Linked DNA regions of Homo sapiens: regions 1, 3, 4 and 5 are each linked to region 2. Evidence: chromatin loops called from intact Hi-C (ENCODE). Cell type or tissue: K562. All regions are shown on one strand. Region 1 overlaps DNAJC6 (DnaJ heat shock protein family (Hsp40) member C6). Region 2 holds the start of DNAJC6 (DnaJ heat shock protein family (Hsp40) member C6). Region 3 has its middle 73 kb from the start of DNAJC6-AS1. Region 4 overlaps DNAJC6 (DnaJ heat shock protein family (Hsp40) member C6). Region 5 has its middle 53 kb from the start of DNAJC6-AS1.

What was found. Peaks named below come from ENCODE experiments on the same cell type or tissue, not always from the same donor. Only the 100,000 strongest peaks of a DNase experiment are listed, where the experiment ranks them.
Region 1: it touches region 2 in a loop (2.9-fold over the local background); 2 of 110 quality-filtered maps call a loop at or near these places.
Region 3: a loop joins it to region 2, with 2.7 times the contacts of the local background. A loop is called at or near these places in 3 of 110 quality-filtered maps.
Region 4: a loop joins it to region 2, with 2.0 times the contacts of the local background. A loop is called at or near these places in 3 of 110 quality-filtered maps.
Region 5: a loop joins it to region 2, with 2.5 times the contacts of the local background. A loop is called at or near these places in 20 of 110 quality-filtered maps.

Annotation. Positions count from the first base shown.
Region 1 is chr1:65,374,982-65,379,981 of GRCh38, forward strand. DNAJC6 (DnaJ heat shock protein family (Hsp40) member C6) reads left to right here. Exons shown (of 19, transcript NM_001256864.2): 5 at 4,421-4,543. Among named protein-coding and RNA genes, the nearest start is that of LEPR, 43 kb to the right of the region's middle. In K562, no CTCF peak of the experiment used is centred here; no DNase peak of the experiment used is centred here.
Region 2 is chr1:65,306,772-65,311,771 of GRCh38, forward strand. DNAJC6 (DnaJ heat shock protein family (Hsp40) member C6) reads left to right here and starts at 2,772. Exons shown (of 19, transcript NM_001256864.2): 1 at 2,772-3,167. The coding sequence starts at 2,975. It overlaps DNAJC6-AS1 (DNAJC6 antisense RNA 1), which reads right to left and starts at 2,463. Exons shown (of 3, transcript XR_007066155.1): 1 at 1,724-2,463. LOC112268227 (a long non-coding RNA gene) reads left to right here and starts at 4,473. Exons shown (of 2, transcript XR_002958317.2): 1 at 4,473-5,000. In K562, a CTCF peak has its summit at 2,668; DNase peaks (open chromatin) are centred at 2,620, 3,170 and 3,470; H3K4me3 peaks cover 1,625 bases.
Region 3 is chr1:65,233,570-65,238,569 of GRCh38, forward strand. No RefSeq gene overlaps it. Among named protein-coding and RNA genes, the nearest start is that of DNAJC6-AS1, 73 kb to the right of the region's middle. In K562, a CTCF peak has its summit at 2,495 (motif pointing right); a DNase peak (open chromatin) is centred at 2,533.
Region 4 is chr1:65,359,412-65,364,411 of GRCh38, forward strand. All of the region lies in intron 1 of DNAJC6 (DnaJ heat shock protein family (Hsp40) member C6), which reads left to right. Among named protein-coding and RNA genes, the nearest start is that of DNAJC6, 52 kb to the left of the region's middle. In K562, no CTCF peak of the experiment used is centred here; no DNase peak of the experiment used is centred here.
Region 5 is chr1:65,253,302-65,258,301 of GRCh38, forward strand. No RefSeq gene overlaps it. Among named protein-coding and RNA genes, the nearest start is that of DNAJC6-AS1, 53 kb to the right of the region's middle. RefSeq lists silencers at 789-1,288, 1,379-1,448. In K562, a CTCF peak has its summit at 1,305; DNase peaks (open chromatin) are centred at 1,090, 1,790, 2,670 and 3,963; H3K4me3 peaks cover 3,569 bases.

The sequences.
Region 1 (5,000 bases), 68 kb after region 2:
TTTTTTTGAGACGGAGTTTTGCTGTCACCCAGGCTGGAGTGCAGTGATCTTGACTCACTGCAACCTCCGCCTCCTGGATTCAAGCAGTTCTCCTGCCTCAGCCTCCCAAGTAGCTGGGATTACAGGCACCTACCACTATGCCCGGTTAATTTTTGTATTTTTGGTAGAGACGGGGTTTCACCATGTTGGCCATGGCTGGTCTCAAACTCATGACCTCAAGTCATCTGCCTGTCTCAGCCTCCCAAAGTGCTGGGATTATAGGCGTGAGCTGCCGAGCCTGGCCTCATGAGGATTTTTATCATAAAGGGATGTTGAATTTTATCACATACTTTTTCAGCATCTATTGAAATAATCACGTATTTTTTGTTCTTGATTCTATTCATGTGGTATATAACATTTATTGATTTGCATATATTGAGCCATCCTTGTACCAATGAAGTAAAACTTTTTTTTTTTTTTTTGGAGACGGAGTCTCGCTCTGTCACCCAGGCTGGAGTGCAGTTGTGCGATCTCGGCTCACTGCAAGCTCCGCCTCATGGGTTCACGCCATTCTTCTGCGTCAGCCTCCCGAGTAACTCGGACTACAGGCACCTGCCACCACGCCCGGCTAATTTTTTTGTATTTTTAGTAGAGACGGGATTTCACTGTGTTAGCCAGGATGGTCTCGATTTCCTGACCTCGTGATCCGCCTGCCTCAGCCTCCTGAAGTGCTGGGATTACAGGCGTGAGCCACCATGCCTGGCCATGAAGTGAATCTTTGTTGATAATGGTGAATGATCTATTTAATGTGTTGTTGCATTTGTTTTGCAAGTATTTGGTTGAGGATTTTTGTATCTGTGTTCTTCAGTGACACTGGCTTGTAGTTTTCCTTCTTTGTTGTATCCTTCTCTAGTTTTAGTATCAGGTAATGCTGGCTTTGTAGAATGAGTTCGAAAGTATTTCCTCTTCTTCCATTTTTAAAAAATAGTTTGAGTAGGATTAATATTCATTCTTTTTTAAATATTTGGTAGAATACAGCAGTGAATCCGTCAGGACCTGGGCCTTTCTTTGATAGGAGAATTTTTATACAGCCTCAATCTCATTACTTGTTACTGGTTTGTTGAGGTTTTCTATTTCTTCATGGTTCAATCTTGGTAGGTTGTATGTGTCCAGGCATTTATCCATTTCTTCTAAGTTTTCTGATTTGTTTGGTATATAATTGTTCATAGTAGCCGTCTCTTATGAGTCTTTGTATTTCTGAGGTCTCAGTTGTTAGGTCTCCTTTTTCATTCCTGGCTTTATTTATTTGGGTCTTCTCTCTCTTTTTCTTAGCTTACCTAGAGGTTTATTGATTTTGTATATTGTTTCAAAAAAAACAACCTTTTATTTTGTCGAAATTTTTTTCTTTTTAGTTTCAATTTTCTTAATTTTTGCTCTGGTCTTTATTATTTCTTTCCTTCTAGTAATTTTGGCTTTAGTTTGTTCTTGCTTTTCCAGTTCCTTGAGGTGTATTGTTAGGTTGTTAATTTGAAGTCTTTCTACTTTTTCGATATAGGTGTTTATTGCTATAAACTTTCCTCTTAGTACTTCTTTTGCTGTATCCCATATGTTTTTGTATATTTCCATTTTAATTTGTTTCAAGAAATTTTTAAATTTCCTTCCTAATTTCTTCATTGACTCATTGGTTGTTTAATTTCCATGTGTTTATGTATTTTCCAAGTTTCCTTTTGTTATTTAGTTGTAAAGTTTTATTCCATTGTGGTCAGAGAAGATGCTTGGTATGATTTCTATTTTATTTATTTATTTATTTTATTTATTTATTTTTTTGAGACGAAGTCTTGCACTGTTGCCTGGGCTAGAGTGCAATGGTGTGATCTCAGTTCACTGCAACCTCCACCTCCCAGGTTCAAGTGATTCTCCTGCCTCAGCCTCCTGAGTAGCTGGGATTACTGGTGCCTGGCACCATGCCCAGCTAATTTTTTGTGTTTTTAGTAGAGTTTCACTGTGTTGGCCAGGCTGGTCTTGAACTCCTGACCTCGTGATCTGCCTGCCTAGGCCTCCCAAAGTGTTGGGATTACAGGCGTGAGCCACCACACCTGGCCAATTTCTGTGTTTTTGAATTTGTACAGACTCGTTTTGTGGACTATGGTCTATTCTAGAAAATGTTCCATGTGCTAATGAAAAGAATATAAATTCTGCAGCAGTTGGGTAAAATATTCAGTAAATGTCAATAAGGCCTATTAGATCTTGAACCTGGGTTTTAAAAGATGAATTGGAGTTTACCAAGAGAAGAAAATACATTGCAGACAGAAAGGAGCTTGTACAAATGTACATTTTATGATTCCTCTGACAGCAAAATGTATCTTCCCAGTTATTCTGTATTTTTAGTCAGTAAGTCATTTCCGTTCCTTGAAAACAAACACGTCAATGGGGAATATATATGTGGGTAAAGACTAGACCAGAAACAGTCCTGAATCATGTTGGGTAAAAGGGGCAAGGCATCATAAAGTTTAAATTGACAGAGGCCAATGCTAGATCACCCTGGACTGTTTGGGAGCTATGCCAAACATTTCAAATACTTTGTTTAATAAACCATACTTGTCTCTCCTAAAGGTATATGAAAGTGGGTAACCTGGAAGGTCTCCTGACATTTGCCCCACAGTCATCTTGTAGAAAAAAGTTACAAATTAACAAAAAAGAATGGGCTTTCTTGGCAGCCCCAGACAGAGAAACTCAATGTGTTTGCTTTTAGACGTCAGCTCTACCAAGAGCACAGATAATTTCCTAGTCGTATTTTGATTATTTATTATCTGATTACCAGAAAAGGGCTAATCAAACAAATTCCTCCTGCCTCCCTTTCCCATGGTCAAATAGAAGGAATTCGAGACATTTGGGATTGCAGAGCACATTCTGACATCATCTGTATGAAGCCTCTTCTTTCTGCAGAATTCCGTATCTCAGGAAATAGCACTTCTTGTATCCTTCTATCCAGCCATTCAAGCTGGAAACTTGGAGTTCAGGCTTGACTCTTTCCTCTCCCTCCCCTGACACACTCTTCAGTACACCCCTCCACATGCACACACTGCCACCATGTATCACCTGTCTTATGTCCAGGTGTCCCACCACCTATCTCCTGAGTCCCTCAAGTGTGTTTGTACCCCACTGCTACTCAGCTAGCCTTAGCCACTATCATCCCTTATTGACACTCCTCACCAACCTCCTGACTGGTCTTCCTACCTTTAGGCTCTTGTTATCCATTTCTGTTCTCCATACTGGAGCCTGAAAGATCTTTGGAAATGTAGATCTGAGAGTCATTCTCCTCCTTAACAAGACTGTATAATCTGGCCCTTCAGTCTACACTCTCACCATGAAGGACTTCATTTTTTTCAAACATGGCCAGTCCTGACTGCAGGGCTTTGCACTGGCAGTTACCCGATAAAATGATAATAATTGCCAACATTTATTATCACTCTGGGTGTGTCAGATACTGAGCTAAGCTCTTGAAGTACATGTTCATGTAGTATCCTGTGAGTTATGTAAGAGGTACTGTTCACCACATTTTATGAAGAAAGGCTTAAAGAGGTTATGAAGTTTGTCCAACTCTAAGCTTCTCCTTGTTGTTTCTTAGCTAGATTAGTAAGTATGTAATCAACTGGGGATCATGCCTTAACAGTATTTTGAGGCAAGTGATAATGTCAGCCAGTGTGCTGTTGTAACATGATTTATATTCAGAAGATCTGGGCTGCAGTGCTGACGCTGAGCAGCAGTGTGACTCTGGATAACCTCTGAGAGTCAGTTTTCTCATCTGCAAAATGGGGTTTATATTAATACCTGTCTTAGATGATTGTTGCATGGATCAGAGCCAAGCAATATTCCTATAACTTAGTTGATGATCCATAATGTGTGAAAAAAATATGCATGTTAAATGAATGAAAATGCCAAGGGTTTCCCCTGTAAGTTGTGTCCTTTGATTAAAAGAGAAAAAAAATAGATCCATGCACAAGCCTGCCTTTGGCTCACTCTATAGCACTTTTCATGTTATCACGAGAGCTGGGATAAATTAGAGATGGTGCAGGACTTATAACCCTATAATTAAACATTTGGGGGGAGGTCAAAACATTTTATGCTTAATAGAAATGAAATTCTATGTAACCTCACAGAATAGAAAAAAATCCAAGGATGTATTTGAAATGGTCTAGTTTAATTTAAAATGTGCTTCAAAATGTGTTTTCATACCTTTACTGAATGAGAATTCTTTAATTTAAAAAATTGCTGTGTTAAACACCCTCTTCTTCATGCATTTGGACCCTGTTCCCACTATTCCTATCTATATTAAGAGAGGATGTGGTATCACTTCCAGAAGATGTTGGTTGGTGTGATAACCTGCTTATGAAGAGGAAGTTGCTGGAGGAATTAATTTCCTTTTGCTGTGCTCCCTTAGGTCTCAGAATGCAGTTGGCCCATTAGGCAGGCTCCCAGTCTGCACAACCTTTTTGCTGTGTGTCGGAATATGTATAACTGGCTACTGCAGAATCCCAAAAATGTCTGTGTTGTCCACTGCTTGGTGAGTAACCTTTTGTTGTTGGTGGTGATGGTTTGGTTTGGTCAAATATGGATGAGCCTGTACACAATGGTAGACAGGTAACATTTGAGTTCAATAGGATTTACTGAGCCCATATTTAGGAATTGGGTAATGTGAGAGTTGTAAAAATAAGAAAGGGATTTATTATTCTTGACTTAAAGCTTGACTACTAGTGGGAAAGGCAGATGTATACACAACTCACATAGTGTGGGGACTCTAGAATGTGCTAAGTATTATAAAGGAGGTAGAAACAGGAGTAGTGTGTGCACAGCTAAAAATGCCATTGACTTTTGTGTGAATAAAGTTAACATTAACATATTGGCGTATTTATTTTTTCTTCCTGTTTGTGTTTGAATAAAAATAAAAGAAAAAAGATACCTATGTCCTTGTAAGAAGTCACATAGATTGACTGTATTTTAGAGCATTCCCAGTGAGACTA
Region 2 (5,000 bases):
TAAGCCCAAATTCTCATTCAAAGTTACAAAGACAATTTTCCATTAGGATATCCCTGGAAAAAATAATATTTAGCCTTTATTGAGCTTTTCCCATTTGAAAAACTAAGACTGCCAGGCGCTGAGCTTAAAGCTGCACCCAAGACAGACCAATAATGGTAATAGAGAACAATTGTTAAGTACTACTCTCTCTCTCAATCTGTTTCTCTCTCTCTCTCTCTCTCTCTCTCTCTCTCTCTCTCTCTCTCTCTATATATATATATATATATATATGTTAGGTACTAATCTAATTCTTCTATATAATGATGGTACTCATATTATGCTTGTTTTATAGAGTAGAACAGTGAGATATTCATTGATAAGTATATGAATTTGATCTTTAGCACAGTAAAGAAAATTTTAATGTTGAAATTGGTGCATATCCAAATTTAGGCCCAAGCCCTAGTTTTTAGGCTGTTGTAAATTAACCTAGTTATTGTATTTTCCTGCCTTAATATGCTTCTTATATCTTCAATTTTATAGGATTATTAATAGTTATCCTGATTGACTTTATTTATATTAAGTATAAAGATAAAATTCTTATAGCCCATTCAGATTTTTCTTTACACTTGCAAACTCCAGAGATAGATATTGAAAAATACAAAGGCATATGTCTCATCTATAATTTCTTTCAGCAATATGTCTGCAAGTTGAGCAAAAATAACTGAAAGTGCTCTTTTTGAAAATAATAATTTTCACTTTTCAAAAATGATCCTGTATTTATTTATTTATTTTTTGAGACAGGGTCTCAGTCTGTCACTGAGGCTGGTTCTAAATTCTATTAATCCAATGATTATAGTCCAGCATTTGTCAGGGCACATGATGAACACTAGGTATTTACTGTCCCTGTGTGTCTGTAATGAATTAAAAGAAAAAGTACAGAGAAAGATTATTTAAGATGTTATGGGAAAAGATTTACTAGACTTCACAGAATTATTACTTTAGTCAAGTAACTAAAATAATTCAATCTGACAGATTTGGAAAATTGAAAGTATAAAAATTTGTTTTAAAATTTTTATTGCAGTTTTTCCTGCCACCATTCAGATTGTTTGATCTTGTTATAAATGAGCATTAACTCTGATTTGCAATTCAGGTCACACCATACCTCATCAAAGAATGCAGTTGGGAAAGCAACTGGCCAGGAAGTTTAGGTTTCCCCAGAAGGACTGGAAGGATTTAGAAAACATTTCTTTGGACTTCTTCTGGTTGATGCTCTTCCTACAAGAATCTGTGTTTGGGTGATCCTTGTACAGGAAAATGTCTCTTAGTCCAATTTATTTTATGTAGAACTGTGTAGAGCTAGAGCTTCCCGGAAACTTTCTGAGACCCAAATCATCTGGACTGAAGTCTCTTAGATGCTATTGTTTGATTTTGTGTCCTTAGGTGATTGATATAAGGACAGCAAGAGAAAACCATGTAAGATGAGAAGAAAGCAAAGCTGGCTTTGTGTATGGGCTCAAGTACATTTTACATGCACGTACTTTTTTCCTGTTTTGGTGAGGAAACTCTGTCAAATGACTCTTGACGGGCGCCTCACTTAGTCCCTCCAAGTTTTAGTAGAGAAAATGATAATTTTTAACCAAGACTTACTTGATCTTGACCTAAGATGATGAGAATGAGCAATCCTTCTGAAATCTTATTATTTTAGGTGAAAATAAACATTCGATAATTACATTTTAAGACTTACCAGAGTTTATCCAGGTTTTGTTCAGATCCAGAACTTATACAATGTCGGAGTCTTCTTTTAAGAATACACGATGACAGATACAAAATTAGGTACACAGCTTAATTAACTTCATGATAAATTCTCTTCTGATTATGAGTTACTGCTTTCTTTGGCCAGAATTGTGAAAGAAAAATAAGGCGTGAGGCTAGAGGATGGGGAAAAAAAATCCTTGTCTATCTTGCTTCCCAAGCAGGCCTTCAAGCTAGCTAACTGAAACAGTCTTTTCTCCAGGTCCTAAGGTAAATGGTGGCGGATCTGAAAATGCGTCGGACTTAACCTTGCCCTTCTCCCCAGTTTATTCGCTCAACAAAGAGTTCTAAACAGTCACATCTGCTCTCTAGGCAGAACGGACGCTGCCTCCTAGTATTAGAATACCCAACTCTTTGATATCTCCCTTAGGGATCATCCCTATTCTGGAGAATGTGCAAAATATTGCTCTTCCTTTATATCCTAGCATAGATATATTCTGGCACTTAACATGCATTCTTTTTCTGTTGAATTGAGTTACAAGTCAGTTCTCTAGGACGGTTACCGTCCTGGTGGCTTTGGCGGAATCTTCCGGTGAAAATAGGCTAAGTTGCATGAAATGGGTGTGTCTGGATTTTACCACAAGACCCCTGGTCCTCAAAGCTTCGCAGGCCGAGATACCTCGCCCCTTTCTTCTCTGTCACACGCGTGCGAACACACCCTCCCAACCCACGTCGTAGTAGTCCCCTCCCCCGACCACCCCGCCCCGTTTCCCTTCAACCCCCCTCCTCACGAACCTCCCCTCCCTTCCTACCTCCCTTTCCTTCCCTCCCCGCGGGCCAGCGGCTTTGGCGCTGCCCTGCTGCGCGGCGGGGCGACGCGGCGACACCTATAGGATTGCTTCCGGGCACTCCTCAGCCAGGAGGTGCTGGCCTGGGGCCCGGAGCTCGGCAGGGCCGGGCGGCTCCGCGGCGTTGGCCCAGAGGACGCGCGCCCCCGCCCGGCCGCGTCTCCTTCCCTCCCTCCCTCCTCCCGGCGCCCCGAGCCGAGCTCAGCCCAGGGCGGCGGCTTCGCCTCGCCCGGCGAAGCTTCTCTCCGGTGGCCGCTCCTTCTTTTCCCTCCTCTTTGCGTCATGTCGGGCACTTAATTTTTTTTTTTTTTTAATTCCTTCTTCAGCCCTTTCCACCTTCCATCTCCCTTTTCGCTTCCCAGGTTGATTATTTTCTCTTTTCTCCGGGCTTGCCCATGAGCCTCCTCGGGAGCTACCGGAAAAAGACCAGCAACGATGGTTATGAATCTTTGCAGCTGGTGGACAGTAACGGGGACTTAAGTGCGGGAAGCGGCGGGGTTGGCGGCAAGCAGAGAGTGAACGCCGGGGCAGCGGCGCGGAGTCCCGCCCGACAGCCTCCGGACCGCGCCAGCACCATGGACAGCTCAGGTAGCGCTGCCCGAGGGGAGTGCAGCGCTGAGCCCCGCGCGGCCTCCGGAGCCTCCCAGTCGCCCGGCCCGAGGCCCCCCCGTGGTCCCCCAGCCCCGGTTTGCGAGAGAGCCGGGCTGGAGGCGAAGGCTTCTAATACCACCTGGGTGTCGAGTCTCTAATTTCTCTCATCCAGGGAGCTACGAAACGTTAGATCAGTCCTGAGGCCCAGAGACTGTAGCGAGCTCCTCCTAATCTCTCTAGACTGCTGAATACGGCAGCTGGGGGCGGGGAGGGGGAGGGAAGGAGGAGGGGAGGGGTGGAGAAGAGAGGGGAGCGGGTGGGGCGAAGAACGGCTTGGGAGGAGGGCTGGGAGAGGCAGCTGCTTTCACTGCCCAGCTGGATGAGGGGGAGAGGTGAAGGAGCATGTGCGTTGATTGTTTTTGCAGCATGCAGACGGTATTTATTCCAATTGTTATTCTTGCAATGCTGATGCTATTTGCAATTCTGTAAAGCTCTGCCACATCTTAACTCAGCCGTCTGCTAGGGTTAATGTTACCTTTCTCCTGCAGTTTTTAACCTGGGATCTAGAGCTCTTTTACACAGCTTTTACTGTTTGCACAATGAAATTTATTTCATGTGTTGGCTTTGATCTTGTTTGTCCTTTTGCTTGAGTGTACAGATTTCATAAACCTTTACATGTAGGGACAAGGAAATTCCTCTAAACTTTGTATCGGGGCTTGCAACTGTCTTTTATAAAAGGTTTGGCAAGTTAGAGTCCTCTCTTGGAACTGCTGTTGGCATTTGCGATTTCAATAGCAAAACAGTCATTTAATATATCCATGTTGGACTAGGAGTATTATTATAGCTATTTGCTTACTTCTGCAGGGAACCAGGTTCGGAGAATTGTTTACAGAGATATTTATAATTGAAGTCCTCAGTGGTTGGTTCTACACTGGTAACTTTAATACTGGACAACTGAGGATTCCAGAGGAAAGATTCATATGGGGTCGTTTGAACAGTAATGAAATCAAACTGAATTTAAATGCCCTGCTTTGCAAACAAATGCTTGTTTATTTTAATTGTGTAATGGCTGTCCTTGGGCTATTATTTTCTATTTTCCTTGTCCCAAAGTGGGATGAAATATTGTCCACAGATGCTCAAATGTCCTGGGCTGAAAACAAATTCTACTCATTGAAGCTCTTATTGAAGTTAACCAAGATATTGATGGGACATTCTCTTAGACCATTTTAAATAAAACTAAAATGATCCCCAAGGGATTGATGGTTTCAGGACTGTTTTTTTTTTTTTTTTTTTTTTTTTTTGAGGCGGAGTCTCACTCTGTTGCCCGGGCTGGAGTGCAGGGATGCGAACTCGGCGGACTGCAAACTCCGTTTCCCGGGTTCAAGCGATTCTCCTGCCTCAGCCTCCTGAGTAGCTGGGATTACAGGCACCTGTCACCATGCCCGGCTAATTTTTGTACTTTTAGTAGAGACGGGGTTTTGCCATGTTGGCCGGGCTGGTCTTGAACTCCTGACCTCAGGTGATCTGCCTGCCTCGGCCTCCCAAAGTGCTGGGATTACAGGCATGAGCCACCGCGCCCAGGCAGGACTTTTTTATTGATGTTGTATGTGGTTATTCAATGTATGTTTTTTCAAATCTGTGATATATCAAAGTGTAATCCATCTTTTGACTGGATGTAATCTCCTTTAAATCTTAAAAAGATTCATGTTCTCTGAATGATGCCACCATAATAATGTTTACATGTAGTGAGCATGTAAACAATTGAAATGAAAACAAACATATTCCAAATGAGTGTGAAGGAGCCTCACTTCAGGAAAATGAAAGAAATAT
Region 3 (5,000 bases), 73 kb before region 2:
TTATTATGCATTTTTACTCTCTCGGGATGCAAAGATGAATCAGACCCAGTTTTTGCCCGAGACTTCTTCACAATGTACTGGAGGAGATGGCCATATTATTAGATTGCTCTATACATGACTGTTGGAGTTGATCACTGCGCTATAAAGGAAACAACAGAAGTAGTAACTCTCTTGGCTGGCCAAGTAGAGCCCATGGAAGAGCTAATATTTGAGCTGAGTGTTGCATGCAAAAGGGAACCCAAGCAGATGAAATGGTAGGCACAAGAAAGTCTGAGCATGCATGGCAGGTGGAGGCCACAGCAGTGTGAGGCAGGACCGGGGAGATAAAGATAAGATTGAATTCTACTGGGAAGGGCCTGGCCTTCATTTGGTTGGTAGTAGGCAGTATATTACCAGAAAATGACACCATCAGATTTGCATGATAACGTTGTAGCTGTACCAGGGTCTGAACTAAGATGTGGTAGCAGAGTTCAACAAAAAAGGATGGTTGGATAATAGCAGAAGAGAAAAACTTAAATGACTCTAGGGAACAAAAATGAGTGAAATAGTGGTGAATGTGAGGCAGGGAGTGGCAGGGCTGTGAGGACTGGAGGGCACTGCCCTATCAGAGGGGAGCCATTGCTCAGTTCTGGACAGTTGTTTCCATCTTAGGGATGGTGGCTCAATGCTGCCACCATCATTCAATTTGTCAAAAGAAGCCAAAAATTTGTGTTGCATGTGAAGTTTTATTTTTAAATATTTGCAGTTTTAATTTTAAAAAATTAGGGGAGGGCTTTCCAGCCTTAACAACAACAAAATGGAGAGTTATCGAGAATTCTGTTTTTATAAGAGAGCACTACCCATTTAAATCACTTGAGTTTCTCCCCTGCTCCGTAATTCAACTGATGTGATGTTTTCCCATATTAATTTCAGCCAGTGAATATGTGTAAGTATATCCAGTGATTCTCTCTCTCTCTCTCTCTCTCTCTCTACCAGAGGGACCACAATCAAGGCACCTTTTGCCTTGCTCAGGACCACAAGGAGTTGGAGACAGGGAGCTCTACTATTTGAAAGTGACTAGGAGCTAAGCAGTGCTGAGTCTTTCCTGTGGCCAGTTTTTCTCCTGCCAGGATCCTGGGGTCAGTCCCTTTAAAAAGTCTAGAAGGCCTCCCATGAAGAAATTATGTCTCATACCCCATTAGTAGTTGACACTTTGCATCCCTGCCAATCTAGTGCCATATAACCTGAGAGAGGGATGCCATTTCCTGACAAGGAGGACTCAGAAATACAAAAATGAATAGTCCATAACTAGATCAGTCAGGACAGACCAGCCACTCTCTTCAAAGTAGTGGCTCACATACACTGACCCCTCCAGATCCACTGACTATGTCAACCATCCTGGGGGCACTGACCATCTCAGACAGGCTACTCTGGACATATTGAACACCATGACATCCTGACTATTCTGGGTACATTGATCATATACACCCACCACAATATGAAAGACTTCTATTAGTCCAACAGGGTCAAGGAGAAGGGAGGCAGACTAAAATTGCTTAGAGACCTGGGTGAACCATCTTTTATATTTTATCTTTGTTAAAAAAACTTTGTTATGTTTCCTCAGTATAAAGATAATTTAAAAGAGGTGAATTATTTAGGATACACATGAAAGTCTTACCTAAAAATTTATAGATATTGTATTTATAAGTTGAGGCTAGATAGTAAGGATTCTTAGAAGATAATGACAGATGCCTAGATCTGAATCTTTCTACACATCTTCAAAAAACCATACAGGCTGGGCATGGTGGCTCACTCCTGTAATCCCAGCACTTTGGGAGGCTGAGACAGGAGTATTGCTTGTGCCCGGTAGTTCCAGGCTGCAGTGAGCCAAGATCATGCTGCTGCACTCCAGCCTGGGCAGCAGAGCAAGACCCTGTCATTCATAAATAAATAAATACATATATACACACACACATACATACATACATACAGCTCAACAAGGACAGCAAATAAAATTACAACTCATATCTACTACATATTAGGAAATTTAATAGAAACTCTCATTTTATTTAAGAGGGTAAATCATAGTCCCAGCTATTAAGCTCAGGTAGAAAGAAGAGAAAAACAGGAATTATTTGAGAAAAACATAATGCAGTCGGATCCCAGAGAGTCTCACACTAAGTGGAGAAATACTAAGAATAGCCACACTGCATTACAGCACTTGCTACTGGGGAATTGAAGGGGCTTGAAAGTGCATGGGCCCAAACATTTAAGTCTTCAGAGGGTACTGCTTCTGGGAGAGAAAAGAGGAACTAAGTAAGAAAAGGTATCTCTTGGAAATTTGGTGATGAAGAGGGAAGAAAAAGTTGGAAATTAAGAATCCTACAGAAAGAAGAGTTTCATAAAAATGATGACATATTAAACTCCCCCTAACACTCTCCACTCCATGCAGAGAAGAAAAAAAAAAAAAAAGAGAAAAGAGAAAAATGCTGTTCATTAAGGAAATTGCATTTTACTGTATCTACTGAAGAGGGCACTCTTGAGCTAAGAAACCTAGTAAACTACTCAAATCCTTCAGCCTCATTTGCAGAAACACCTGGCCCAAGAAAATCCAACAGTTTTGAAAATGAACAGAAAATCCAGCAGTCTTGAAAATGAACATCCAAAATTATTTTTTAAAGAAAAGAAAATGAGAATCAAAATTCTTCAGCTGATGAAAATATTCAAGACCCAACTTCAAGGCGGAGAAAACCACAGCACGACACTTCAACATAAATCAAATAGTATCAATGACATGTAGAAAACACACAAAACAGAAACTCACAAATGCAAAATAGAAGTGGGTACAAAACGAGGATTTGTGAAACAAGAGTTGACTGAGTACAGAAAAGAAAATGAAGGAACACACTAATCCTAAAAATTAGAGCTAAATTATAAGGTATGCAAGAAGGTGCAAATTCAAAAAAGTACACAAAGGACACATGAAAAATTGGAATGAAAATTTCCAAGAGAATTGAAACAAAATGAAAAGCCCCAAAAGAAAAGAATAGCTATAGAAGACAAAGAAGATCTAACACACCTATAATTGAATTTTCTAAAGAAGAAAAAGCAGTGAATTGAGACTAAGATTCAAAGCTATGATCCAATAAAGCTTACCAAAAGATTAAGTTGAAAAATCCTGAATCTATTTACTGAAAGGATGCTTTGTGTGAAAATTAACCCCAAGTGGTCAAGTGTAAGATATTTTCTTGTATGCCCGGGAAAATACCTCTAAACCTCCAAGCAAAAAGACCACGTGATTCAATACACAGATCAAAACAACAATGGAGCAGTGCTCTCAAGGACAGAAAGTGTGAACCATGGATTTTTATATCCAGTTAAGCTGATCTTCAGTTATCAAGATTGATAAATAGTTTTAAAATGCAAATTCAAGTTATATTTTCTTCTCTCTTTCCTTTCTTCCTTTCCTTTCTTTTCTTTTCTTCCTTCCTTTCTTTTCTTTGTCTCATATTGTCCTCCAGGCTGGAGTGCAGTGGCGTGATCATAGCTCACTACAGCCTCAAATTCCTGGGCCCAAGTGCCTCAGCCTCCAGAGTAGCTGGGACTGTAGGTGTGTGGCACCATACCTGGCTAATTTTTAATTTTAATTTTAATTTTTAATTTTTTGGAGAGATGGGATCTCACTATGTTGCCCAGGCTGGTCTTGAACTCCTGGCCTCAAGCAATCCTTCCACCTTGACATCTCAAAGTATTGGGATTACAAGAATGAGCCACCATGCCTGTATATTTTAATATTCCTTACTAGGAATCTTTTTTTTCTTTTCTTATGAGACGGAGTCTCACTCTGTTGCCCAGGCTGGAGTGCAATGGCATGATCTCAGTTCACTGCAACCTCCACCTCCTGGGTTCAAGAGATTCTCCTGCCTCAGTCTCCTGAGTAGCTGGGACTACAGGTGCACGGCACCACACCCAGCTAATTTTGTATTTCTTTTTAGTAGAGATGGGGTTTCACCATGTTAGCCAGGCTGGTCTTGAGCTTCTGACCTCAAGTGATCCGCCCACCTCGGCTTCCCAAAGTGCTGGGATTACAGGCATGAGCCACTGTGCCTGGCCCTTATTAGGAATCTGTTAACACTAGATAACAAGCCTCATTAAACCAAGAGATAACTGGAGAAAATACAGCAGGTAACTGTGGTGAACATGTCCTTTATTTAATTGAAGAGACTAAAATGAAGGCAGAGACAAAGGCGTGAGGATAATATGTAAATGTTCTATGTCCAAAAGTAGAAATAACAGAACTAAAGTAATAAAAATATAGAAGAACAGAGGGAGACAGAGGAGAGCAGAATAAGCTACTTGATTGCCATATATGTAATAGGTAGAAACTGGAGGGTATCTATATTAGTCCATTGTCACACTGTTAATAAAGACATACTTGGGACTGGGTAATTTATAAAGGGAAGAGGTTTAATTGACTCGCAGTTCAGCATGGCTGGGGAGGCCTTAGAACACTTACAATAATGACAGAAGGGGATGCAAACATGTTCTTCTTCACATGGCGGTAGTAAGAAGTGCCCAGCAAAAATGGGGAAAAGCCCCCTATAAAACCATCAGATCACACGAGAACTCACTATCAAGAGAACAGCATGAGGGTAACCGCCCCGGTGATTAAATTATCTTCCACAGGGTCCTTCCCATGACACGTGGGGATTATGGGAACTGTAAGATGAGATTTGGGTGGGAACACAGCCAAACCATATCAGTATCATTTAAAGTTGACAAACCAACTAGTAGAAAACTAAGTAAAGAAAAAGTTGTGGCAGCATTATATAGCATATTAATAGCAAATAAAAACTTTTCTAAATACCAAAATAAATTGAAAAAGGACAAAGAGAAAAGAATACATAAATGTGGTAAATTTAATGCTTAAAATAAATACAAAATAATATGATGAGCTAAGACCAAACACGTCAGCCCTATCCATAAATGTAAATGGGTTTAGTCATTTACTTTAAAAAAAA
Region 4 (5,000 bases), 53 kb after region 2:
ATTCTCTGATGTTTGTCCTTGGTGGGCTTAGATTTTCACACCACAGACATCATTGAAACAAGAATCTACTTGGAGCCTTAGAGGCAGTCCTGGACCTTTCTCTTTGGATGGCACTCACATGCTCTGTCAACTCTGATGTCCTCACCTTCACTCTCTTACACCCTCAAATCCCTGAGGACCCTTAGTAAGCAGAGTGTTCTTTCCACTGGGTGCCATTTTAGCCAAAGTATTTAGAAAGGTGTTGGAGGTAGCAAGCTCTGCATTCCTAAGAACACAAGTGGTGTTAACCATCTGATGCAAGGGTTGGAAAACTTTTTCTGTAAAGGGCCAGAGAGTAAATGCTTTAGACTTTGTGGGCCGTAAGATCTGTGGCACTACTATTTTAACTCTGCATTGTAGCATGAAAGCAACCATAGGCAAGATGTAAACACATAAGGGTACTTTACTTCTGGACATTGAAATTTGACCCTCATACCAGTTTCATGTTATGAAATATCATTCTTCTTTCTACTTTTTTCAATCATTTAAAAATGTAAAAGCCATTGTTATTTCACAGACTGTACAAAAACAGGCCGTGGACTGGATCTGGCCCATGGGATCCAGTTTGTTACCCCTTGATCTACCGTGGTCATTGTTTGTCTTCTGCATTTCTTTCTCATTGCACCATTTTCTTCTTTGTTGTGCCATATTTTGAAACCTCTCTGCCCTTTCTCTTAACTAGCTGAGGCTAAAATATTTGCAGAATCTGCACTTTTGGCACTTATGTGGCTCATCAGGGAAAGCCAGAATATCTACCTAAAAGAACCAGTAGAGCAACATCAAATAATGCCCCTCTTCTTTTTTGTGTGGCCTTGCCAGTTCAACGTATAATTTGAATATATGAAGGTTACAGATGGACTCTGGCAAGTTGTTCTGATTTCTGCAGCATTCCAAAGCTCTAATGAGCAGAGCATGCAGCCTGAGGGATGGTGAGAGTCTGATTTTTAGATAATCAAGGATATTTATATCTTTTAATAGGCTGGTGCCTTGTAGTTCTATTCCAGCATAAAACTGAGAGTTGAAGAGACATCTAATCAATTTGATGTCCTCTCTTTAACAGTTATATATCAAAGGGGTGTTCAGGCTGAACACATGAAAATGTTACAGGGATGGAAATGGGAGAATTATAAACATTTTATGCTGCTCTATCCTCACTATATTTAAAACAAAAACATGATACAGATTTTTACATGGTGGGGTGTGTTTACAGGGAAATAATGTGCTCTATTTCATATGAAACAGGACACAAGAGAGCATTCTCAGATTTGTAACACTAGCCGTAGTCTGTGGAGGTGCCCATTAGACCTGTTCCTGGCCTTTTATTCAGGGCTGTGAAGCAGTAGGGGCGACAGAGGCTCGGCTGCCTGCGTAATGAGATTGACTTGGTTTGCCTGGCATGCAGTGATTTATGAGGGTGCTTATTGTAGGGATATCTGCCGCTGAGAGCAGCCAGATGAAAGGTGTGTGGGTGAGAGGTGGAGGAGAGCAGGGAATAGGAGAGAGGCAGTTGTGTATAGGCAGGTAAGGCTCATCTTGATTATAGTTGTTGGAATCCTGAGCTGAGTGAAGATGTAGAATAGTGTGAAATGGTAGATTAGCAAGGCTTTGGAATTGCACAGATATGGGTTTGAATTGCTGACCCTTCCACTCGTTAACTGGACTCTTTGGTGAGTTACTTTCCTTCTTTGAGCTTCCATTGCTTCATCTGTAAACTGGGGATAATAACCACTTCCACTCTCCCGCTATATGAAACTGTACTATCATAAAGGTCTGAGCACAGTTCCTGTTGCATTGGAGAGCTCAGTTAGTGGTAGAGATGATTAATGTTTGTCCATATGTCCATTCATTGTTTGTTTACCAGTATTCAATGTGCTTTGCAATTTCTAACAGAGCCTCATTTTCTAATAGATGTCTAATGGTGACTTAGACATCTGTTAGGTATCAATAGCTCTTAAGATCAGGATGGAAGAACATGACAGTCAACATGTATTTATAGATATATGTATGAACATCTAAGTGGCATGTAGGAGTGTACTGGTACCTGAAATATGATTGAAAGAACAGCCACCTGGCCAGTAAGCACAGTAAAAGATACTTCACCTCACTAGTAATCAGGGAAATTACCAAAATAGGACCAAAGTGAGATACTTATTTATACTTGACAAAGTGGTAAAAATGTAAAAGTCTGACAATACTAAGTGTTAAGGAGAATATAGAGTGAAGGAACACATATGTACTAGTTGTAGGAATTTAAACTGCTGTGACTGCTTTGGAGAATGGTTTGTCAATATCTAGATATATGAAGTGTACATACCTTATTTACTGGCAAATTCTGCTTGTAGGTATAATCTAGAGAGAGTCTTATGTATGTTATCAAAGTCATGTGTTCCTCACTGTGTTGCTTATTATAACAAATAGCCTACGTGTCCATCAGTGGGGTAATTGATACACACATTAATTGAGCTAAAGCTGCATTTGGTACCAGCATAGGTGAATTTTAAACAAAAGTAAGTGAAAAAAATAAAGTTGCAAAATTATGCAAATAGAAAACCATTTATGTACAGCTTGAAATCTTGGAAAATAATATTAATACATTTTTTGTGGATACAAACATATGGAATACAAGTTTGAAGAAATTAATTGGAATGACAAATATAAAATTCAGGCTGATATTAGGAGAAGAAAGTGGGATGTGATTGGAAGGGTTGCCTGGGTTCACTAGCTTGTATGCCCTTAGACAAGTTTCTTAACGTCTGTGCCTCAGTTTTCTGATCTATAACATAGGAATAATAATATTATCTATTTCATTGGGATGCTATGAGGATTAAATGACTGAATATAGATAAAATGCTTAGAAAAATACCTACCAGATAGTAAGTGTTATATATAAGTTAGCAATTATAGTGCCTATTACGTGAATATTTTTATTATTCTTTATTTTGAAAATCTTATATATTGCAAGTTTTGAAAAAGAATAGATGCCATTCTTGTCTTTTGTCATCATATAGTTGGAAAGTGAACAAAGATTAAAAATACCATCAATACAGGAATTTCAGGATGTGGCATAATAGAGTTTAGCTACGTTCTCTTGACCCCTAGATTTATTAGGTACCATGCCAACAGCTTTATATGCATTTATTTAATCTTTCCCTATGGAGTAGGCACAATTTTTATCCCTATTTTACAGATGGGAAGAAAGAGATTTAGAAAGACTGACTTCCAGGGTCACACAGCTAGGGGTAGCAAAGCTGGGCAGGAACCCAGGTGAGAATGACTCACGCTCTTGACTGCTAGGCCTTAAAGCCCTACCTGGCCACTGTTCACATTAACCACCTCCTCTACACAGATTCCTGCTTCCTTCCTGTATCAGCCTGCATAGGTTAGGTTGTGCTTTGGTTATGAACATTCCCAAAAGATCAGCGGCTTCTATTAACAAACAGGTGTTTCTTACTGTATTAGTCTGTTTTCACGCTGCTTTAAAGAACTACCTGAGACTCAGCAATTTATAAAGAAAAGAAGTTTAATTGATTCACAGTTCCACATGGCTGTAGAGGCCTCAGGAAACTTACAACCATGACAGAGGGTGAAGGGGAAGCAAGTCACATCTTACATGATGGCAGGACAGAGAAAGAGAGCAAGGACGGAAGTGCCACATTTTAAAACCTTCAGATCTCTCACTGTCATGAGAACAGCATGGGGAAAATCCACCTCCATGATCCAATCACTTCCCACCAGGTTCCTCCCCTGACCCGTGGAGATTACAACTTGAGACGAGATTTGAGTGGGGACATAGAACCAAACCATATTACTTACTCATGCCAAATATTCATCAAAGGTCACCTGGGTCATCAAAGGTCATATGCCACATAGCTCCTTTCTCTGGGACCCAGAAGTCATGGACAGAGCAGCCACAGTCTCCAACCTTGCTGATTGCTATGGCAAAGGGAGAGAGAAATACAGACAGAGAGAGAGAGAGACAGAGAAAGAGAGAAAGAGAGAGAGAAAAACTATGGAGAATATCACATTGACAGTTAAATGTACCCTGGAAGTGATGCACAACATACACTGTGATACACAGCACTTCCCCTCACACACATAGGCTGGAGCAGTGGTTTTCAACCAGGGGTGATTTTGCCTCCACTAGGGGATATTTGCCAATCTCTGGAGACATTTTTTATTGTCACAACTCAGAGGTGGAGTGGGGGTTGGGGCAGGTGCTACTGGCATCTAGTGAATAGAGGCCAGGAATGCTACTCAACACCTTGCAGTGCACAGGGACAACCCCCTCAAAACACGCACAATAAAGAAGTATTTAGCCTAAAATGTCAATAGTGCTGAGATTGAGAAGCCCTGGACTGGAGCTAAGCACAAGGGGCCAAAAAGCGCAATTTTAAGAAGCTATAAAGGGAAGAGAACCTGAAATATTTGACAGATAGCACTAATAGCTGCCATGCATCCTAAGGCCTAAAAGCTGTACTAAAGCCCCTTCAGAAGGTGTTTTTCATGATAGAAGTGAACCAGTGCTTTAAGGGATAGCCATGGAATGGGGCTTCTAGTATAGTCAGCTTCATCAGAGGGCCGAGGAGTGCCCTGGACTCACTGAAGTTGACTACTGCTCTTCCTCAGCAGTCTCTCTGGAGCAGCACTGTCCAAATGTAGTACAATAAAGGCCACATACGTAGCTTAAAAATTTTCAGTATCCACACCAAACAGGTAAAAAGGAGCAGGTGAAATTGATTTTACAGCTATAATTTCTTTAATTCAATATATTTAAATTATTATTTCAACATGTAATCAGTATAAAAATATTGAGATACTTTACATTCTTTTTTTTTTGCACCAAGCCTTTGGAATGTGTTGTGTGTTTTATATTTACTGCACATTTCAGTTGAGACTAGCCATATTTCAGGCGCTCAATTGTTACACATGGCTAGTAGCGGCAATACTGGAGGTTTCTGTTC
Region 5 (5,000 bases), 53 kb before region 2:
TGAGTAGCTGGGACTGAAGGTGTGTGCCACCATGCCTGGCTAATTTGTGTCTGTGTGTGTGTGTGTGTGTGTGTGTGTGTGTGTATGCATTTTTGGTAGAGACGGGTTTTTGCTTTGTTGTGCAGGCTGCTCTTGAACTCCTGGGCTCAAGTGATCCGACTGCCTCAGCCGCCTGAAGTGCTGGGACTACAGGCGTGAGACACCGTGTCCGATCTCCACTGGTGATTTTAATTTTGGTCACCGATAGAAGCTCTTGTCTGATATTATTTGGGCCTACAAAAATGGCAATTTCATAATTTGACCTAACATAAAACCTTTTTACTGAGGTTTTAGATATCTAACCTGTACTCTCTGACGCTCGGTTTCCCTATCTGTTGAGTTTGGAGATTGTTTCTGCCCCACGAGTATTACTGGAGGGGTTAAATAAGATGATGTATGTAAAATCTGCCACATAAAAAGCATTCTATAAATATTAGCTATTATTATTGCAGCCAGGTCGTGTTCAAGGGCATTGGTTTTGATCTTCCTCTCAGTCTCTCCCAATTCCAAGCAAAATCTCAACAGAGACCAGTGATGGCATGGGGATGGGGTGAGGGAGCCTCACTTCTGCCATCTCAGTTTCCTCATCTGGAAAATGGGAAACGCCTCCCACACCACGGGGTTGCAATGAGGTTTCATGAAATGTGTGTAAAAGTAACTGGACATAGAACAAGTTCTTAAAAAATCATGTGGGTGACTAGTAATCTCTTGTATTAGGAAAACAGGAATATCTGTCAGAACTAAAACCACGTTCTAACGTGATGTTTCATTTTGAGGCGGTAGCACGGTGTGAGTAAACATCGTCAGAGTCTAGGGCTCTGGAATTTCTTTAGCGCTGTGTGATTGTGGGCAGATGCCTTACCCTCTCGGAGTGTGGAGTGTATGGTTTGTAACAGGGAGATAAAACGGGTGAGAGCCCCCTAGGACTCCTGTGTTAATAAAGGGTGCTAACGGTGCCCCCCGAGTGAGCGGCGCGGGCCCGCGCGCACCCGCACGCCTCGGGCGCCAGGCGCCGCCGTGTGGGCGGAGCCGGGCAGCCTCCCCTGTCGGCGCCAGCCACGGCTCCCGGCCCCAAGCTCCGCCCCCGGCGCGCATCTCCCAGCAGCGGCCCGGCACCTGGCAGACGCGCGGCGGCGGCGGCGAGCGGTGGCGCTCGGCTCGGGCGACCGCGGCGGGGGAGGGCGCGGCGCACCGATGGGCGCCACTGAGAAGGGAGGCCAGAAGAGCCGGAAGCTGTTTTCCTTGCGGCGGCCGTGGAAGGCGACCCGGCGGCTGTGGAGGCCACGCTCAGCTCGCCAGGCGGCGCAGGGTGAGTGTGGGCGCGGCCGGTCGGGACCTGTTACCCTGAGGCAGGGGCGCAGCGGCGGCGGGGCCGTCCCCGGCGGTCTCTCGGGTCGCGTTCCCGGCCCTGGGAGCCTGGATGCCTAGGCGACGCCCGAACCCGACCCTCGGTCGCGGGTACCGGGACCGCTGGGGAAGCGCAGGGGCTGATGTCGGCACAGTCTCCTTTCCTCTAGCCCCTGCTCGTTGCTTTGGCTCTGGACACAGGGAAGCCACGGTGGCGCGGCGACACAGCCTCACTGAGGTTAGCTTGTCCCCGGCCCCCAGCACCTGGCCTGGCGCCTGCAATGCAGTGCCTACTGGGGGAATGAATCAGAACCCGAGGCTCCCTTCAAGGTCCTCCCGCCCTGTACCCACCTCCTCTCTACCTGCCTGCGGTGATTTCGAAGCTCTCGCCACGATAAACTATTTCCAAGCACACTCAGTCCTGTCCTCGCCAGGGCCTCAACTCACAGCCAATCACTGACTCACTCCATTCATTCATTCCACAATTTTTATCGAGCCCCTCCATCTGCCTTGGCCGGAGAACACGATGGGCAAAGCCCGGATCTTGGAACTACTTCTAGAGAGGAAGACAGACATTACACACGCAAAACAGAGAAAGCCCGGTACACATTGCTATGTGCGCTTAGAGGGAATCAGTCTGCTGACAGAGGAAAAAAGGCAGGTCCCCGAGCTTCCATGGCAGGCGGACTGGGAAGGCCTCTCCGAGGCATTGCAAGTCAGCGGAGACCCGAGGACTGACTAGGAGTTACTCTAGCGTGAAGCCGAGTAATAGAGAATAGCAAGTGGAAAGGTTCCCAGAGTGCCTGAATTGAGCAAGGGGAAAGAGAGGGATGCAGGGCCTGGATCGAGGTCTGGGCAGAACATGAAGAGGAGTTCGGATTTTATTCTACGTGAGCTGGGAAAACACTGAAGTGTGCTAAGCAGGGAAGTGACCTGATCTGGGGGCTCCCGGCTTTTCTCTGTCTGCAGTGTCCATGCTCGCATCTCAGCCTGCCGGATTCCTACCCTCCTGCCAAGACTAGCACAAATGCAGTCTCCTCGCTGAAATCTCTGTGGTTCCTGCCACCTGTAACCCCTCCTTTAGCATTTCGTCACCTGTAGAGCGTTTGTCACTGTTCATCTGGTATTAAAGATTCCACATTCTCATCCATTTCATCTTTGCATCCCCCACGAGGCTAAGTGCAGGGCTTGGTACTGTGTAGATACTGCTTATGAATGTGTCTTGTCTTGTCCTTTTTGTCTGTTTCCATCATCTGAGGATCCTTCCTCTGGGGGGTTGACATGCCTTATTTCTAAAATGGCCGACCGGATGCAGGGCAGAGCCAGATTGCACCAGGACCCTGCCATCGATATAGTCCCCCTCACCCACCCCCGGTGTTTTGAGGATTAAATAAATTAATGAATTAAACGAGTTAGTAGTTATAAAGTGTTAGCACCTATTAAGCATTATAAAAATAAATTTGAAAATGACCAGCAATAATTATCTTTCAAATATTTATTTATTGCATTGGAAACAAGCTTTTCTATTGGTGGTTGTTAGGGAGACTCTGCAGCTTGTCATTGTCATCTTGCCGGCTTTTAAGTATGTGTTCCTACTTTTTAAAAGTCAGTGCACCAACAAAATTCTTTCCATACTGTCATCAAGAACTATTGCTGAGGCCGGGCGCAGTGGCTCACCCCTGTAATCCCAGCACTTTGGGAGGCCAGGCGGACGGATCACTTAAGGTCAGGAGTTCGAGCCCAGCCTGGCCAAGGTGGTGAAACCCCGTCTCTACTAAAAATACAAAAATTAGCTGGGCGTGGTGGCATACACCTGTAGTTCCAGCTACCTGGGAGGCTGAGGCAGGAGAATCGCTTGAACCCAAGAGGCAGAGGCTGCAGTGAGCTGAGATTGCACCACTGCACTCCAGCCTGGGCCACAGAGTGAGATTCTGTCTCAGACAAACAAACAAAAAGAACTATTGCTGAAACTTAATAGGGCCGAAGGCTGACCACTTTTTATCATGAGCTTGAATGAGATCGATGATTGCAACAAGTATTCCTTGAGTGATAATTACATGCATAGTGTTATTCCAGATGTTGTGTGAATGCTTACAAAAGAGGAATAGATGAATATTGCCACTGTAGTAACTTGGATTAGAATAAGTGTTCTAGTTTTATAATTTTTATTTTAATTTTTAAAATCTTTAAAGTTCCGGGATACACATGTAGGATGTTCAGGTTTGTTACATAGGTAAAGGTGTGCCTTGGTGGTTTGCTGCACCTATCAGCCCATCACTTAGGTATTAAGCCCAGCATGCATTAGCTATTTTTCCTGATGCCCTCCCTCCCCTGCCCTCACCACCACGGGCCCCATTGTGTGTTGGTTCCCTCCCTGTGTCCTTGTGTTCTCATTGTTCAGCTCCCACTTATAAGTGAGAACAACTGGTGTTTGGTTTTCTGTTCCTGCATTAGTTTTATAATTTTTAAAACCAGATCTTTAGTGCCTATACAACCATCTCCGCTTCTGCGTTCCTGACCTAGCGTTTACTCACAGCTTCCCAGGGCTCATTGCCATCCCACACCTCTCTTTTCTTAGATAGGATCTTGGCTGCTCACTACATTCCTCTACTATCTATCTTCCCCTTCCCCCATAAGCCCTGGGGATAAAGCCATTATAATATCTAATGTTACATGATACTTGACATCTTATAGAATAGTTCAACTACAGGATTTTGTTTAGATCTTGACAATACTCCTGGAAGGAGAGAGGGCAGATGTTATGTATTTCCCCCATTTTATATATAAGGGAAGGTGAAACAAGCGGCACTAAGTGATATGCTGGAGGTCATGTGACTGGTGAGTGTCAGACTCAGGCCTGCCTACCTATACAACATGCTTTCTGCCACATCTCCCTCCACACATGAAAAAACATGTTTCAATAGCTATACTCATGGAAGAGGGAAGTAAAACGAATAAATATTATGCAATAAATCTATATCTCAATTTTATTTGATTTTTTAAAGTTAACCTGAATTTCTTATGATGATGTTAACATCACTTTGGGCATCTAGAATCATACACTTTGACATCACACAGGCTATGATTTAAATCTGCCACTAATAAATGGCACATTAATAAACTGTGTGATATCAGACAGCATCCTTAGTCTTTCAAAAATGGAGTTATATATTATCTGAAAAATGAGGATGACAATTCCTATGTCATGTAACTGTGATGATTAAATGCATTTCTGGTACATAGAGGTTCACAAAGGGCTGGTTATTTTTAAATTAATATTAGGTTTACTATTGTATGTATTAATATTAATAAAACAAAACCTAATATGGTTGAAAATCTAGACTATTCTTAGAAAATAGTCTAGAAAACCTAGAAAAGTCTAGAAATTATTAGCAAACCATAATATTAATATGGCTGAAAATCTGGACTACTATTAGTATACTATTGTTAGTATAGAATAATAATAGTCTAGATTTTCATAAGAGTCCAGACTACTATTAGTCTAGATTAATGCTTAGTCTAGATTTCAACCATATGATCACACTCAAAATATGTTTAAAAGTTCAGTGTGCTCTGGGAAGCAACCACAGCTGGAGGCTTCTTTGAGGAAGTTA